Linked DNA regions of Homo sapiens: region 1 is linked to region 2. A link is a loop called in an ENCODE intact Hi-C map of the cell type or tissue named here. Cell type or tissue: heart left ventricle. All regions are shown on one strand. Links, peaks and the distances in the headings refer to the core of each region. The heading gives the core; the rest is flanking DNA.

Evidence for each region. Hi-C counts contacts between places; a loop is a spot of excess contacts. Peaks named below come from ENCODE experiments on the same cell type or tissue, not always from the same donor. Only the 100,000 strongest peaks of a DNase experiment are listed, where the experiment ranks them.
Region 1: it touches region 2 in a loop (2.8-fold over the local background); 19 of 110 quality-filtered maps call a loop at or near these places.

Annotation. Positions count from the first base shown.
Region 1 is chr15:44,061,837-44,069,659 of GRCh38, reverse strand. All of the region lies in intron 1 of FRMD5 (FERM domain containing 5), which reads left to right. It also overlaps the pseudogene GAPDHP55. Among named protein-coding and RNA genes, the nearest start is that of FRMD5, 130 kb to the left of the region's middle. RefSeq lists a silencer at 3,135-3,429. In heart left ventricle, for the core only: CTCF peaks have their summits at 3,045 and 3,250 (motif pointing right); no DNase peak of the experiment used is centred there.
Region 2 is chr15:43,868,243-43,876,065 of GRCh38, reverse strand. FRMD5 (FERM domain containing 5) reads left to right here. Exons shown (of 14, transcript NM_032892.5): 14 at 1,604-5,302. The coding sequence ends at 2,181. WDR76 (WD repeat domain 76) reads right to left here. Exons shown (of 13, transcript NM_024908.4): 13 at 7,654-7,823. It also overlaps the pseudogene PIN4P1. Among named protein-coding and RNA genes, the nearest start is that of WDR76, 45 kb to the right of the region's middle. In heart left ventricle, for the core only: a CTCF peak has its summit at 3,446 (motif pointing left); no DNase peak of the experiment used is centred there; H3K4me3 peaks cover 75 bases; H3K27ac peaks cover 259 bases.

The DNA.
Region 1 (7,823 bases), core at 2,077-4,576, 190 kb before region 2:
ATCCTTGACACTTGGCAACTACTAATCCTTTCCCCATTTCTATAATTTAGTCATCTCAAGAATGTCATATAAATTGAATCATACCATTTATAACCTTTTGGGATTTTTTTCACTCCACATAATTTCCTGAAGATTAATGTAGGTTGTTGAGTGTATCAACAGTTTTTTTTTTATTGCTGAGTAGTATTCCATGGTATAACAGTTTGTTTAACCTTTACCTGTTGAAGTACATCTGGATTGCTTCCAGTTTTCAGCTATTATGAATAAAGCTGTTATGAACATTTGTGTAAAGGTTTTTGTGTGAGCATAGGTTTTCATTTCTTTGGGATAAATGCCTAGGAATGTAATGCTAGGTTATGTGGTAGTTTCATGTTTAGATTTGTAAGAAACTGCCAAACTGTTTCCCAGAGTGGCTGTACCATTTTACATTCCCACTGACAATGTGTGAATAATTCAGTTTCTTTGCATCCTTGCCAGCATTTGGTGTTGTCACTATTTTTTATTTTAGCCATCCTGATAGGTGTGTAGTGATATTTCATGGTTTTAAGTTGCCTTTCCTTAATGCTAATGTTATTGAACATCTTTTCATGTACTTATTTGCCATCAGTATATCCTCTTTGGTGAAATGTCTTTGTATGTCTTTTGCCTATTTTCTAATTGGATTGTTTGTGTTTTTATTATTGGATTTTGAAAGAGCCTGGGCTTTATAGATATCAATTTCAGCAATGTGCTATTCATTCCTTGACTCTGCCTTCCTGCCTTCCCAATACCTTATTCACAGTAACCCTCACATCTGACTTCTATGATGTGTTGTAGCCTGAGAAAATCATGATTCCATTCTGAATAGATCTGGAACAAAATACAGGTCATCTAAACTTGCTAGCAATCTTTTCAACACAAGATTCACATGTCATAAAATTTGCCTGTTTAAAGTATACAAATCAGTGGGTTTTAGTATTCATAAAGTTGTACAAACATCACCAGTATGTAATTTCAGAACATTTTTATCACTGCAAAAAAGGAATCTCGTACCCATTAGCAGTCACTCTGCACTCTCCCATTTTCCCATTCCCTCAGCCCCTGGAAACCACTAATCTGCTTTCTTTCTCTATCAAATTGCCTATTGTGGACATTTCATATAAACGGAATTCTGCACTAAGTGGCCTTTTGTGTCTGGCTTTTTTCATTTAGCATAATGTTTTAAAGATTCATCCATACTGCAGCATGTATTAATGTTAGTACTTCATTTTTATGGCAAATAATATTCAATTATATGGATATCCCACATTTTCTTTACTCATTCATCAAGTGATAGACATTTAAGTTGCTTCCACTTTTTGGCTATCATGTATAATGCTGCTATGAACATTTGTGCGCAAGTTTGTGTGGCTATATGTTTTCATTTCTCTTGGGTATATAGGAATGAAATTAATTGCTGGGTTATATGGTAACTCTATATTTAACTGTTTGAGAAACTGCCAAACTGTTTCCCAAAATGGCTGAACCATTTTATATTACCACCAGCAATATGTGAGAGTTCCAGTTTCTTTGCACTCTTAGCAACACTTGTTATTTTTTATTATGTCCATTTGTGTTTTTTACTATGACCATCCTGGTAGGTAAGGAATAGTTCACTGTGTTTTTGATTTGCATTTCTTTAATGATAAATGATGTTGAGCATCTTTACATGTGCTTATTGGCCATTTGTATTTACTTGAAGAAATATCTGTTTCAATCTTTGCCTATTTTTAAATTGCATTATTTGGTTTTTCATTGCTGAGTTTTAAGAGTTCTTTGTATATTCTGGGTGCCAGATGATTATCAGATATCAAATTTGCAAATATTTTCTCTCATTCTGTGGGTTGTGTTTTCACTTTTTTGGTAGTGTCTGCTATGGTCTGAATGTTGATATTTCCCTCAAATTTATATATTGGAAATAATCCCCAATGCTGTAGTATTAAGAGTTGGGGCCTTTAGGCGTGATTAGGTCATGAGGGCTCCACCATCATGAATGGGATTAGTATGCCTATAAAAGAGGCTCAAGGGGCTTGTCTCTGCCCTCCACCCTCTGAGGATGCAGCAACACGGCATGATCCATGAGGAACAGGCCCTCACCAGACACCAAATCTGCTGGTGCCTTGATCTTGGACTTCTAGCTTCCAGAACTGTAAGCAATAAATTATACTGTTTATAAACTACTCAGTCTATGGTATTTTGTTATAGCAGCCTAACACTGATTAAGTCAGTGTCCTCTGAAGCACAAAAGTCTTTACATTTTGAATATGACCATTTTAACTATTTTTTATTTGGTTGCATTTACTTTGGTGTCTAAGCAATATTTTAACCAGTACTTTTTTGCTCATGATTATATCCCTCTCAATGTCTTTTCTAAGTACACCTAATTCATGGCACATACCTAGTCTCTCCCCAGTTCTCCATGCAAATGAGCTTGCCTCCTATTCTCTGAGAAAGTTGAGATTATTTGCCATAAATTCTTCAACTTCCTCTGTCTCAATAAGTTTCCATGTATTTTCACTCTTTTCCCTTTTATACTCTCTTTCTTTTGAATTACGGGAATTTTCCTTTTCAAAATGAATACCTCCACCTGGTCCATTCCATCCCTCTTCTTCTTGGACTTTAATTCAGTGATTGATCTTTTTCTCCCCACTAGCATCAATAATATTTTGTTCTCTACTAATCTTTCTTTTCTGCCTTCATACAATCTCAGGTCTTTGTTGCCCCTTTAAGGAAAAGAACTGAGGGGGAGCTTTGCCCAATTTTATTTTTCCTTTAAGCTACCAACCTCTCTGACTCCTTCCCTTTACTTTTAATCTTGAAAGAGCAGTTTCACTTCGTCTAAAATATTGTAGTAACCCTCTCAGTGGCCTCCAACTCCAAAGTCTCCCCTTGGACTCTTCTTACACACTTTCTATCAGATGAATCTTCCCAAAGTAAAGTTCTTATCACCTAACTCTCCTGCCTAAAAACTTTGATGACTCATTTAATATCGAGTTATCTATAGGACCTCCCAGCCTAATATTCAAAGCCCTTCATAACATGTTCTCTCAACTCTGATAGATCTGAACAACTCATTTTTCCGTGAACACCCCCTTGCCACTAGTTTCCTGCGTAATGCCTTTTCCCCAGAATGCCTGTCTTCCTTCAGTTCTTCCTATGGAAATTCTGTGTAAAATTTAAATGCCTTGAAGTCTCTGTTGATCATCTCTTCCCCTTCCACCAGAGGGCGCTCTCCAATCTTTGAATCCCTATCACATCGTAAACGACTGTGTGGCCCTTACTATTTGACCTCGTATTATAGCTTTTGAAAGTAGATTGTGAATTCTGTGAAGGCAGAGACTTACCTATCTGTGGACCTCTCCAGCAGCCACCCAGAGCTAGTAGAGCTAGTAGGTATTTCTTGAATTGATTTATTGAATTGAGTATTTCTTGAATTATTTTGATTTAAATTGAAAACAAGAACCTGGACACCTACATCTGTGGAGAAAAATCTTGAAAAGATAAAGCAGAAAACATGGGGTAGACAGTGGGAGGTGAAACTGAGAAGGTAATTTATGCTTTAGCTTTACAGCAAATCAGAGCACCTGGAGTTGAAAACCTCATTTTTCTGAATGTCAGTTTTGTTTTTGAAAAACAATCAGTGCATAGCATATTTACTCTTTAATCTCAAAACATTAAGAGTAAAAAAAAAGTGGAACTGGTTGAGTAAAATGATATAAAGTCACCTTATCTGACAAACTGTATCATCTGTTTTGAATGAAGGCCCTAGAATTGTTGTGAAGGATGTCATGTTCATCTCCCAATTATGGAGATAAAAAGTAATGAGTGCAGGAACTTTGTAAACTCTAAAGCACTGCATATAAGTTGACCTTTAAAGTTAAAAATATTTCTTACAAAATGTAGGTCAGTTTATATGCTTATTGACTACTGTTAGCTGGTTGGTAGGTGGTAGCAGTCTCTCAGCTGGCTCTTTAAGGATGGGTGGGTCATGAAATCAATATCATGACCAAAATCAATATATTCTCAAGGATAAACCCAGTCCCAAACTTTTATATTAAACTGTCTAAGTCAACCTGTGTACTAGATCGTACTCAACCTCCATCATATGCATAGTGTTATTAACTCTGTTGAGTGTTCAAATGACACTAAATCGATTAAATATTTACCTGTTTGGGTTGGGTGACTTAAAGTGATTTTGTTTTATTAACTTTCAGGTCTTAATAGGAAAATGATACTCTTCATTATTTTTCCTTCCTTCATTACCCCTTCCTTTTGGGCTTTTTGAATTGATTTCTAAATTGTAAGTTCTTGAAAGCTGAGAAACTGTGCCATATATTTTTGTAAACCCTAGTCCTACCAGGACCTCTTTACCATTATAATTATTCAGTAGTACCAATAGTGATAATCCTTAATATTTATTGAGTGCTTACTAAGGGGTAGACACTATACTAAGTACTGTATATTCATTATTTCGTTTAATTCTCATAGCAACTTTGTGAGTTATTTCAAAGGAAGAAATGGGACTTAAATAATTTGCCCAAGGTCACACATTGCATAGGTGGCTGAGCCAAGATTGGAACCCAGGTGGTCTGACTCCAGAGCCTGTGCTCTTAACCGCTACACTATCTTCTTTAATAAATGTCTATTCTCAGTGATGCTAGTTAGAACCAAGCTGTGTGCATGGCATATGTGCAGTGACATCCTGTCTATGTTTTTATTGTGTAATATACCCATGATACTGTGAGCCCACAGCTGGTGTCCATTAATGATAATGGTGTGGGAATTCAAAAATAATTTCCAGAGCATCTTGAGTACAAGACATAATTTTCATTTTTCAGTGATCTTTAAATTCTGGGACTTAAAAGGGACTTGTTATTTGGTTACCCAAAATAGTTTTCTTCCTTTTCTGAAAGTTGGATTTGAAATGGAGGTAATATAAGACTACAGTGTGCTTTCTGATATTATTTCAGTAGGATTTTTTCACTTTTATTTTTTCTAAGCTCCTCTAAAGGGGGAGGTAGAGGCAATGTGTTTTGTTTTGTTTTGTTTTTTTGAGACAGAGTTCACTCTTGTCGCCCAAGATGGAGTGCAATGACGAGATCTCGGCTCATCACACCCTCCGCATCCCGAGTTCAAGCAATTCTCCTGCCTCAGCCTCCAGAGTACCTGGATTACAGGCATGCGCCACCACGCCCAGCTAATTTTGTATTTTTAGTAGGGACGGGGTTTCTCAATGTTGGTCAGGCTGGTCTTGAACTCCTGACCTCAGCTGATCCACCCACCTCGTCTTCCCAAAGTGCTAGAATTACAGGCATGAGTTTTACTGCACGTAGCCTGTTTCACTACCTTCTTGATGTCATTATATTTGCCAGGTTTCTCTAGATAGCAGATCAGATCCATGACTGACAGACACAGTGGTGGTGGGAGACATGGAAGATCATGCCAGTGACCTTCCTGTTCAGCTCAGGGATGACCTTACCCACAGCCTTGTCAGTGCCAGTAGATGCAAGCATGATGTTCTGGAAAATTCCACAGCCATTGTGCCATAGTTTCCCAGAGGGGCCATCCACAGTCTTCTGGGTGTCCGTGATGGCATGGACTGTGGTCATGAATTCTTCCATGATGCCAGAATTGTCATGGATGACCTTGGCCAGGGGAACTGAGCAATTGGTGGTACAGGAGGCATTACTGACAATCTTGAGGCCGTTTTTGTACTTCTCATGGTTCACACCCATTACAAACATGGGGACGTCGACAGAGGGGGCAGAGATGATGACCTTTTTGGTTCCCCCGTCTAAATGAGTCCCAGCCTTCTTCATGGTAGTGAAGACACCAGTGGACTCCATGATGTAATTAGTGCCAGCATCACCCCATTTGATTTTGGTGGGATCTCTCTCTTGGAAGATGATGATGGCATTTCCATTGATGACAAGTTTCCCATTCTCAGGCTTGATGATGCTGTGGAACTTGCTATGGGTGGAATCATACTAGAACATGTAGACCATGTAGTTGAGGTCAACAAAGGGATCATTGATGGCAACAATATCCACTTTGCCAGAGTTAAAAGCAGCCCTGGTGACCAGGTGACCAGTACAACTAAATTCATTTACCCTGGCCTTCACCTTCACCATGGTGTCCCAGGGGTGCAGCTGGCCCTGCACAAGAAGATGCTGTTGTCAAACGGGAGGAGCAGAAAGCCTAATTTTCAAAATATTTATTTGAAAAATTGTTTTATACATTGGTGGACTTTAGACTGTTTTATATTAAAATACATAAATACATGAATAAATTTATGCTAATAAATTTGACAACTGAAATGACATTTCTTGAGAGACATAAACAACCAAAGCTCACCCAGGAAGAAAAAGATAACTGGAGTAGTCCTATGTCTTTTAAAGAAATTTAATTAATGGTTTAAAATCTCAAAACCAAAAATAAAACTGTATTCCTAGATAGATTTACTTATACGTTGTACTAGTTCTATACAAACTCTTCCTAGCTGGCTTTTTTAAAAAAGAAGCTGACAAACTGAAATCATGTGGAAATGGAAAGAACGTAGAATAGCCAAAACAATTTTGAAAAAGAAAAGGCTGGAGATTTCACTGTCATTGATTTTAAGTTTAAAGCACCAGTAATCAAAATTGTATGGTTTAGGCTTAAGGATAGATATATTCATCAGTGAAACAGAATAGAGAGTCCAGAAATGGACCCACATATATACAGTCAATTGATTTTTTTTAACAAAGGTACCAAGGAAAAATTGGATATCCTTGTGCAATAACCTCAACCTTTATCATACTCCTTATACAAAAAAAATTACAGTAGTCCCTCTGTATCTGGGGGGGATTGGTTCCAGGACCCATTGAGGATACCAAAATCCCTTATATAAATGGTATAGTATTTGCATGTAACCTATGTACATTCTCCCATATACTTTTTTTTTTTTTTTTTTGAGACAGAGTCTCACTCTGTTGCCCAGGCTGGGGTACAGTGGTGCAATCTTAGCTCACTGCAGCCTCTGCCTCCCAGGTTCAAGCAGTTCTCTGCCTCAGCTTCCCGAGTAGCTGGGATTATAGGCACCCACCACCATGCCTGGCTAATTTTTGTATTTTTAGTAGAGACGGGGTTTCACCATGTTGGCCAGGCTGGTTTCGAACTCTTGGTCTCAAGTGATCCGCCTGCCTTGGTCTCCTAAAGTGCTGGGATTACAGGCATGAGCCACAGCGCCCAGCCTGTAGCTACTAACTTTTGAAGTAATACTGATACTTCTTCAGAAAGACCGTGTCTTCTAGTTTTAATATTGGAAGTAACATCTCTGTGGTCCCCATGGTGGATACAGTATTTTGTGTGGTATACATATTCATAATCAACTTACTTGAGAAGGAAATTTGGGACTTAAATTTTTATAAACATGAACTTTTTAAAGTTTATTGCTGCCAAAAATGTTTATTGCAAAGTAAAAAGGCATCACCACACAAGAAAATAAAGTCTTTATTTACATCAGGAAAATAAATGACAAAATCACTGTGAAAGAGTATACAGACTACTATCTAAATATGTTGCAGCAAGGCTGTTCAGATTGTATTTCCTGCACTTGTATCTAACCTACAATTTCTCACATTTCCCACTGACCTCACTATCTGGAAGCCTAGCAGCTTTGTGCATCTCACAAAAGACATGGTCAGGAAGAATGAACTGTCCCTAGCCACTCATGTACCTGTACACTTCATTTGTTCAGCAAGCATGTGCATGCCATCTTTGAAAGAGAAGTATTACGTCCGGTATCAGAAAATGGTGGGGGAAAG
Region 2 (7,823 bases), core at 1,918-4,417:
TGGGATGAGATTCAATGAAGTGGCCACACAATATAGTGAAGATAAAGCCAGGCAAGGGGGCGTCTTGGGTTGGATGACCAGAGGGTCCATGGTGGGACCATTTCAAGAAGCAGCATTTGCCTTGCCTATAAGTGTGATGGATAAGCCTGTGTTTACAGACCCAGCAGTTAAGACAAAATTTGGATATCATATTATTATGGTTGAAGGAAGAAAATAAAATCATATGAAAGACTGAAAGAAAAAAAAAAAAAAAAAAAAAAACTAGGCCCAGGACACCAAAGGCAAGAAAGGCAGAATCTTTAACAAATTAGGGGCTGGGTGCGGTGGCTCACACCTATAATCCCAGCACTTTGGGAGGCCAGGAGTTCTAGACCAGCCTGGCCAAAATGGCAAAACCCCGTCTCTACTCAAAATAAAAAAATTAGCTGGGTGTGGTGGCAGACACCTGTATTCCCAGCTACTCAGAAGGCTGAGACACAAGAATCGCTGGAACCCGGGAGGCAGAAGTTGTAGTGAGCTGAGATTGCACCACTGCATTCCAACCTGGGCGACAGAGTAAGACTCCATCTCAAAACACACACAAACTAGGCCAAAACCGTAAGCAAAAAGCAAAGAAAAACTCTTCTAAAATGGCCACTGTGATTTCTGTGCCTTCTCTTGTTTCATACATACATATATATATATATATATATATATATATATTTTTTTTTTTTTTTTGAGACAGTCTTTCTCTGTTGCTCAGGTTGGAATGCAGTGGTGTGATCTTGGTTTACTGCAGCTTTGACCTCCCAGGCTCAAGCAATCTGCCCCCCTACAAAGTAGCTGGGACAACAGGCATGCACTACCACACCTGGCTTCCTCCTCGCCCCGAGGCAGAGTCTTGCTCTGTCACCCAGGCTGGAGTGCAGTGGCACGATCTCTGCTAACTATAACCTCTGCCTCCCAAGTTCAAGCAGTTCTCCTGCCTCCCCTCCTGAGTAGCTGGGATTACAGATGCCCGCCACCACACGTGGCTGATTTTTGTATTTTTAGTACAGACGGGGTTTCACCATGTTGGCCAGGCTGGTCTCGAACTCCTTACCTCATGATCCGCCCGCCTTGGCCTCCCAAAGTGCTGGGATTACAGGCATGAGGCACCACGCCCAGCCTTTTTCTTTTTTTTAAGATGGAATCTTACTCACTCTGTTGCCGAGGATGGAGTGTAATAGTGCGATCTCAGCTCACTGCAACCTCCGCCTCCCGGGTTCAAGCGATTCTCCTGCCTCAGCCCACCAAGTAACTGGGATTACAGGCATGTGCCACCAGGCCCGGCTGATTTTTGTATTTTTAGTTGAGATGGGGTTTCACCACGTTGGCCAGGCTGGTCTGGAACTCCTGACCTCAAGCGATCCACCCATCTCGGCCTCCCAAAGTGCTGAGATGACAGGTGTAAGCCACCATACCCGGCCTGTCGTCTTCTCGATATATCAAAATAGAGTGCAGTGGCTACTGCTGCTGGTCATGTGGGTGTGCAGAATGGTACCCAATAAAACACAATGGGTGCTACTGGAAAGCAAAGGGTGCATTGGGACACAGCCTACTCATGTTCCTTTTGCCTTTCTAGGCCTAGAGTCCTTACGGGACAGTGCCCATTCCACACCAGTGCGTTCCACTTCCCATGGGGACACCTTCCTGCCTCACGTGAGAAGCAGCCGGACAGATAGCAATGAGCGAGTAGCTGTGATTGCAGACGAGGCCTACAGCCCTGCAGACAGCGTGCTGCCCACCCCTGTGGCTGAGCACAGCCTGGAGCTGATGTTGCTTTCCCGGCAGATCAATGGAGCCACCTGCAGCATTGAGGAGGAGAAGGAATCTGAAGCCAGCACCCCAACTGCTACAGAGGTGGAGGCCCTTGGGGGAGAGCTGAGGGCCCTGTGTCAGGGGCACAGCGGGCCCGAGGAGGAACAGGTGAATAAGTTTGTTCTAAGTGTCCTCCGTTTGCTCCTTGTGACCATGGGACTCCTCTTTGTTTTGCTCCTCCTCCTGATCATCCTTACCGAGTCTGACCTTGACATTGCCTTTTTCCGTGATATCCGCCAGACCCCCGAGTTTGAACAATTCCACTATCAATACTTTTGTCCCCTCAGGCGATGGTTTGCCTGCAAAATCCGCTCAGTGGTGAGCCTGCTCATTGACACCTGAGAAGGCATGACTCCTCCCAAAAACTAGCCAGGTGGACCAAGGAACCCGGCTACCCATTCCCAGCAATGGGACCCATCGCGGAACCATCGGCACATATACCAAGTCCTCCTCTCATGACTCAAAGTCCACTGCAGCCTAGGAGGGTGTTTCCCAGAAGAAGAAAGGGATAGGCTCATGCCCTGTCTAAACAAACTGGGAAAACTCATTTTCTTCAGAAGTTATTTCAAGAAAGGCTCAGCGACTCTGTTTCTCATCTTTCCAATTTGCAGGATAATTTTTGGTTTTGAATTTTGATTTTTCATAGATGTATATTATTTTGAAGTATCAAATAAAAATAATTTATTTTACTATTACTGATTATTGCAGTAGTATCACCTAGCAGAGGGGACACTAGTTGAAAACTAGAGAGCTGCTGTCCTCTGTATTCTGCAGGAGCTTTTCCTGCTGGTGCCACTGGGTTCCAGTAGACTCATCACTGCAGCCTCAGCAGGGCAGGCCAGGGATCTGGACAATGGGGACTGTTTAGTTTTTTGTTTGTTTTTTTTGCCAGCCAGAACTTTTAAAAAAGTAAACATCCATGTAGAATGATTAAATGGAAAGTTGCTTCTTATGATGGTCTGAGTTGGATTTTCTTTTCCTTTTGTTTTTTCAAATCTGAGCAGAGTGGGCATCTGAAGGGACCACCGCTACAGCAACAGCAGCATCAGGGGTGGGGTAAGTCTGTCCCCTTAGTCTAGAGCCTAGTGGGCATCACCATAGTTTTGTATAATGAAACTAGACTTAACGTGATTTTTTTTTTCCGAAGAACCTCAAGACTTTTATAGTGCTCCAGGGGCGTTAAACGAATTCAGTGGTACCAGAGATAGATAGTTCTGTCAGAAATGTTGGACAAAGTGTAGTTAAGAGAAAGCAGAGTTAAGTTACCTGAGAGACTGTTGAGATTTGGATAGCAGTGCTTATTTTATATACACCCCCTTGACCCAAAGACTATTTCAATTTATATTTTAACAACGAAATGTTATTTTCTTAACAATTCATATTTTGTTTTTACTTTATGGATTAAGAAAATAGAGCCTGATGAACTAAACGATGCAAGAAAGAAACTGATCCTGAGAATGAAAAGCTTCAGAAAATAGAATTCCAAGATCAACAGCCTTAGAAGGGACCAGGAAAAGAATCTTTTAAAATAGATTTCTAAGAGATGCCTACAAAACACAGAATGTGACCGTGGCAGAGACCAACACTTAGATGTAGAAATGCTGCCCCCTAGGGTCATCCTCTGCATAAGTTCTAGGAAAGCATCACCATCCTTGCAGAGGGAAGTCCTCGAAGCACGCAGCACAGGCATATGAAGGGCGAGTGTGGGATCCTAGGCCCAAGCTCTTCAACTCTAAAACCAATCACACACAAGATCCTGTTTTCATCTCAGGGAGAGATTTCTAAGTCATCTGGGGCTTGAGGGCTTATTTAAGGGTGGTCAATGGACATATTCCTGGACCCACACAAAAGTAGAGCAGCTGCTGATACCCTAATTGGACAGCCCCAAACGCAGAACAGAACAAGTCACTTGTAGACTTGACCTCCCCTATTTTGTCCCCCGAGATGGTAGAACCATGTCCATGTTTACAATATGACAACTGTGGAATAATTGGGGTTCTTAGGGAGAGATTTGCATAATTTTAAAGACATCCTTTCATCTGGACCAGAGGTCAATCAACTTATGTCAAGTGCTACACAGTAAATATTTTGGTTTAGCACGCCATACTGTGTCACAACTGCTCAATTCTGCCATCACAGCACAAAAACAGCCACAGATAATTTGTAAATGAAGGAACATGGCTGTGTTCCAATAAAACTTTATGAAAACAGTGAGCTGAATTTAGCCTACAGGCCATAATACGCCAATCCTGCTCTAGACAATAAAACTGATCCTTACCAGTATGTTAGCAGAAGAGGGTCAGTCAGCTCTGTTTCCATGCCTGACATGTATCAAAGATCTGGGACCTCTTCCCAGTGGAGGCACTAGGGTTGCTTGTTTAAAGGGTGCTTGAACAACTAACCAGCAAAGAGATGTCTGATGCCAAATGGGCAAGATCAAATACTGGAATGCTAAAACACAGCTGGAATCTAAGAAGGGAAGAGGGCTTCTCTGACCATTTTCATACCAGCAACAATTTAGGCAGAATTATAAACATCTATTTATCGAGTGACAATACAAACCGAAGGAGATCCTAGTAGAGATTAGGGGTCAGTTAAAATCAACTAGCCACTGCCACTTGTCATCTACATAGCAAAGGCTTTATTTAGCACAGGACTAACGTGAAAAGTAGACCCAGAGATGAAAAGGCTGTCAGGAGACAGGGGGCTGGTGTCCACCTGGTATCTACTGTCTTATGCAACATAGAAGATTACCTTTTAGTGTAGTGCTCCTACCTCAGTTTGTAGAATCTGGTGTTTCTATGCAGTGAGTGATAGCCTCAACTCTGACCTTTCATATTCACATTAGAGACAGATGCAGTATTCCATATCCTAGTATGTTCCTTGTGTCTAGAGTTCTAACAGTACAGTAGTCTATGCCATTTCTAACAGCTAAATTTTGCTCTGTAAACAGAAACTTTAGGGTTGTTTTTTTCCAGGGCTCATCCCAGAAAATATGGATAGAAAAGTTTCCTTCAGTTTGCTTTTCAAATAGTGCTTGAATAATAAACCTCCTTTGATTGGTGACTAGTCTTTTTTGGTATATCTCCACCTTTAAAAATTGTTCAAGTTTTTAACCTGGTTATACTGTGTTCTAACATGTCTCTCATTTTCTCTCAAAATTAGTTTATCTCATTGTAGAAAAAGCAATGGTTTTCATAGCTTCATCTATCAGGAAATAAAACTCTTACTAAAGAATAGCATACTGCATCTTTAAGCAGTAGAGGGTAAACTACCTGCAAATGTGAATTTCTTAGATACATTTAAAAATATATAGTTGTTAACCTTCTGTGTGCCAAAAACTCTTAAGTTACATTTTCCTTCAAAGCAATGTACTTTTTTCTACATATGCAGTATGTAGTTAGCATAAAATCATTGGTGCCATGAAGATTATTTTTAAACTTAAATAAATATTTAAATATCATGGAAGAGTGGGCTCTTTCTTTAATAATAGCCTGTCTTACTTTTCCTCCCTTAAAGTTACTAACACATAGATAAAAGGATACTGGTGGGATTTACACAGCTGACTACTATTCACTTGGATCATATAACATAATTATTTTGCTTGTATCCACCTATTATCCTTGTCCTTACCCCCAGATAAATACTGTTAGAAACTGAGAAGCGGCCAGGCACAGTGGCTCACGCCTGTAATCCCAGCCCTTTGGGAGGCCAAGTCGGGAGGATCACGAGGTCAGGAGTTCAAGACCAGCCCGACCAACGTGGTGAAACCCCCGTCTCTACTAAAAATACAAAAATTAGCCAGGTGTGGTGGCGGGCGCCTATAATTCCAGCTACTCAGGAGGCTAAGGTAGGAGAATCGCTTGAACCTGGGAGGCGGAGGTTGCAGTGAGCTGAGATCACACCACTACACTCCAGCCTGGGTGACAGAGCAAGACTCCACATCAAAAAAAAAAAAAAAAAAAAAAACTGAGAAGCTATATATGTAATAATTTTAAAGTGAATTGGGTATTTTTCTGATGAGGAAAACCAAGAAGACTAAGTGATTTTCCCAAGATTACATAGTGGTAGAGTCCAAACTAGAACCCAGATTGTCCACCTTCTGGTCTGCTGTTCTTACTCAAGCCTGGAGTAAGTGGGAGCACAGAAAATACTTTCTAAGAAGGAACTACAATGATACCACCACCACATATTTACAAAATATATCCCTATAGCATTATCTCATCTGATTATGTAACCATCACTCTGTGGCTACGGAATTGGAAATGGTCTTCTAAATTCCATGAGGATAAGAGGTGATAATGGGGGCTTGGTCCACTGTGCTAGCTTCTTACCTAATCTTTGTCTTTTCAATTCTGCCTGCCCTCCACTCTCCCATTTCTGTTGCCAGATCATCCTCCTAAACACCAATCAGGCTATGTTACCTCCAAATTTCAGAGGTACCCACTACCTAAAAAATGCTATCTAGCACCCTATCCCCAGCGGAATTTTTTGTTTTTATGACATAAGATTTTGCTTGAAGTGATCCAAAGAGTAAAAAGCACAAGAAACACTGGACCTGGGTGGCTTCCCGTGGCCCTGCCGATTCACAGCAGCCTCCCTTCTGCTGACAGCTTATCAAGAACTACCTGTGCACACACCCCTGTAGGACTCTAGTCCCTACTCCCTCTGCTTTGGGTTCCTCTAGCACAATCTAGCTCCTCTGCACCTGAACACACTTTTGGTTTTAGCTCATGAACAGGCTTCCTCTTCAGACCCCTACGACCTGCTGATGGAATGGAGTAAAACAAGCAAAGCACCCTTTTAATAAATTTCCTCTTGCCCAGTTTCCATTTTGGGGAAAATGTATCATAAAATGTTTTGTTCTTCAGCTCCGTGTAAGTGTACTAAATGTTATCTTCCTCATAAATTCTACCTTTTCATTTGAAAATCCAAGTATTTACAGCCAAATAAGTCAAAATACAATCTGCTGTCTTGTTATTTCTAGCCATCAACACCCTACTAAAAAGCAGGGGGAAATGTACTAAGTCAGAAAGGACCGCCCAATAGGACATTGAAGTTTTTGGAATCTGAAGTTAGAGGGCATATATTTCCTCTTCTCAGATTGATTCAGAAGGCATGTGTGTCTTCTCCCCCACCCTACCCCATGTACTGTACATTAGCTGAAAGGATTTAAATCCTTGTATCCATAGCCCTAAGGCTCCCTGTTTTCCTGGAGAACTCCCCTTGCAAAATCTTCTTGGTGGAAAGGAAGCTCAAAGACCAGAATACTAAAATAGGACTTAAGCAACTCAGATTCTATTAATTCCTAATCATTTGTGGTCTCTCCTAGTCTGACAAAGTCTCTGACAACCAAAAATGAGAATTGTCTGCTCCTTCCTTAAAAGTTACATAACAAAAGCCTGGGTATCTTAAAAAAAAAAAAAAAAAAAAACTCAAGCGGAATTCAGAGCTTAAGAGATATCATAAAGGCCAAACTTACAGAAAAGGCTTATCCCGAAGGAGGCAATCATAATACACACATAATTACAGAAGCCACACAGCTGTAGGCAAGTCTGTGGGAGAAGTACCTTTCACTACAGATTACAGTGTAAGAATGTCCCAAGGGAGACAATTTTCTTTTATGTGCTGTCTAGATTTAAACAATTACTCCATTAGAAAGCTTATCACCAATAAAAAAAAAAAAAAGTCCCTACTCATTCTCCTTCCTTCCTGCACTGCCTGAAGATATAACTCTATAAAGTATAACTGAATATAAATAGCACTGTTTATGAAGCCACAATGGCAAAAGAAACCACAAAAGTGAGGAACATCAAGAATTTGCTAACATTTATTGACGAGCCCAGGCAATTACTGCCAAGTATTCAAAGCTTAAATGATGGTACTAATTTGATTGAGAGTAGTTTTCAGCATCTTTAAAAACAAAAACAAAAACAATTCCCGTAGAACTAACCACTCTAGAACCCATGAGATTAATTGGTATA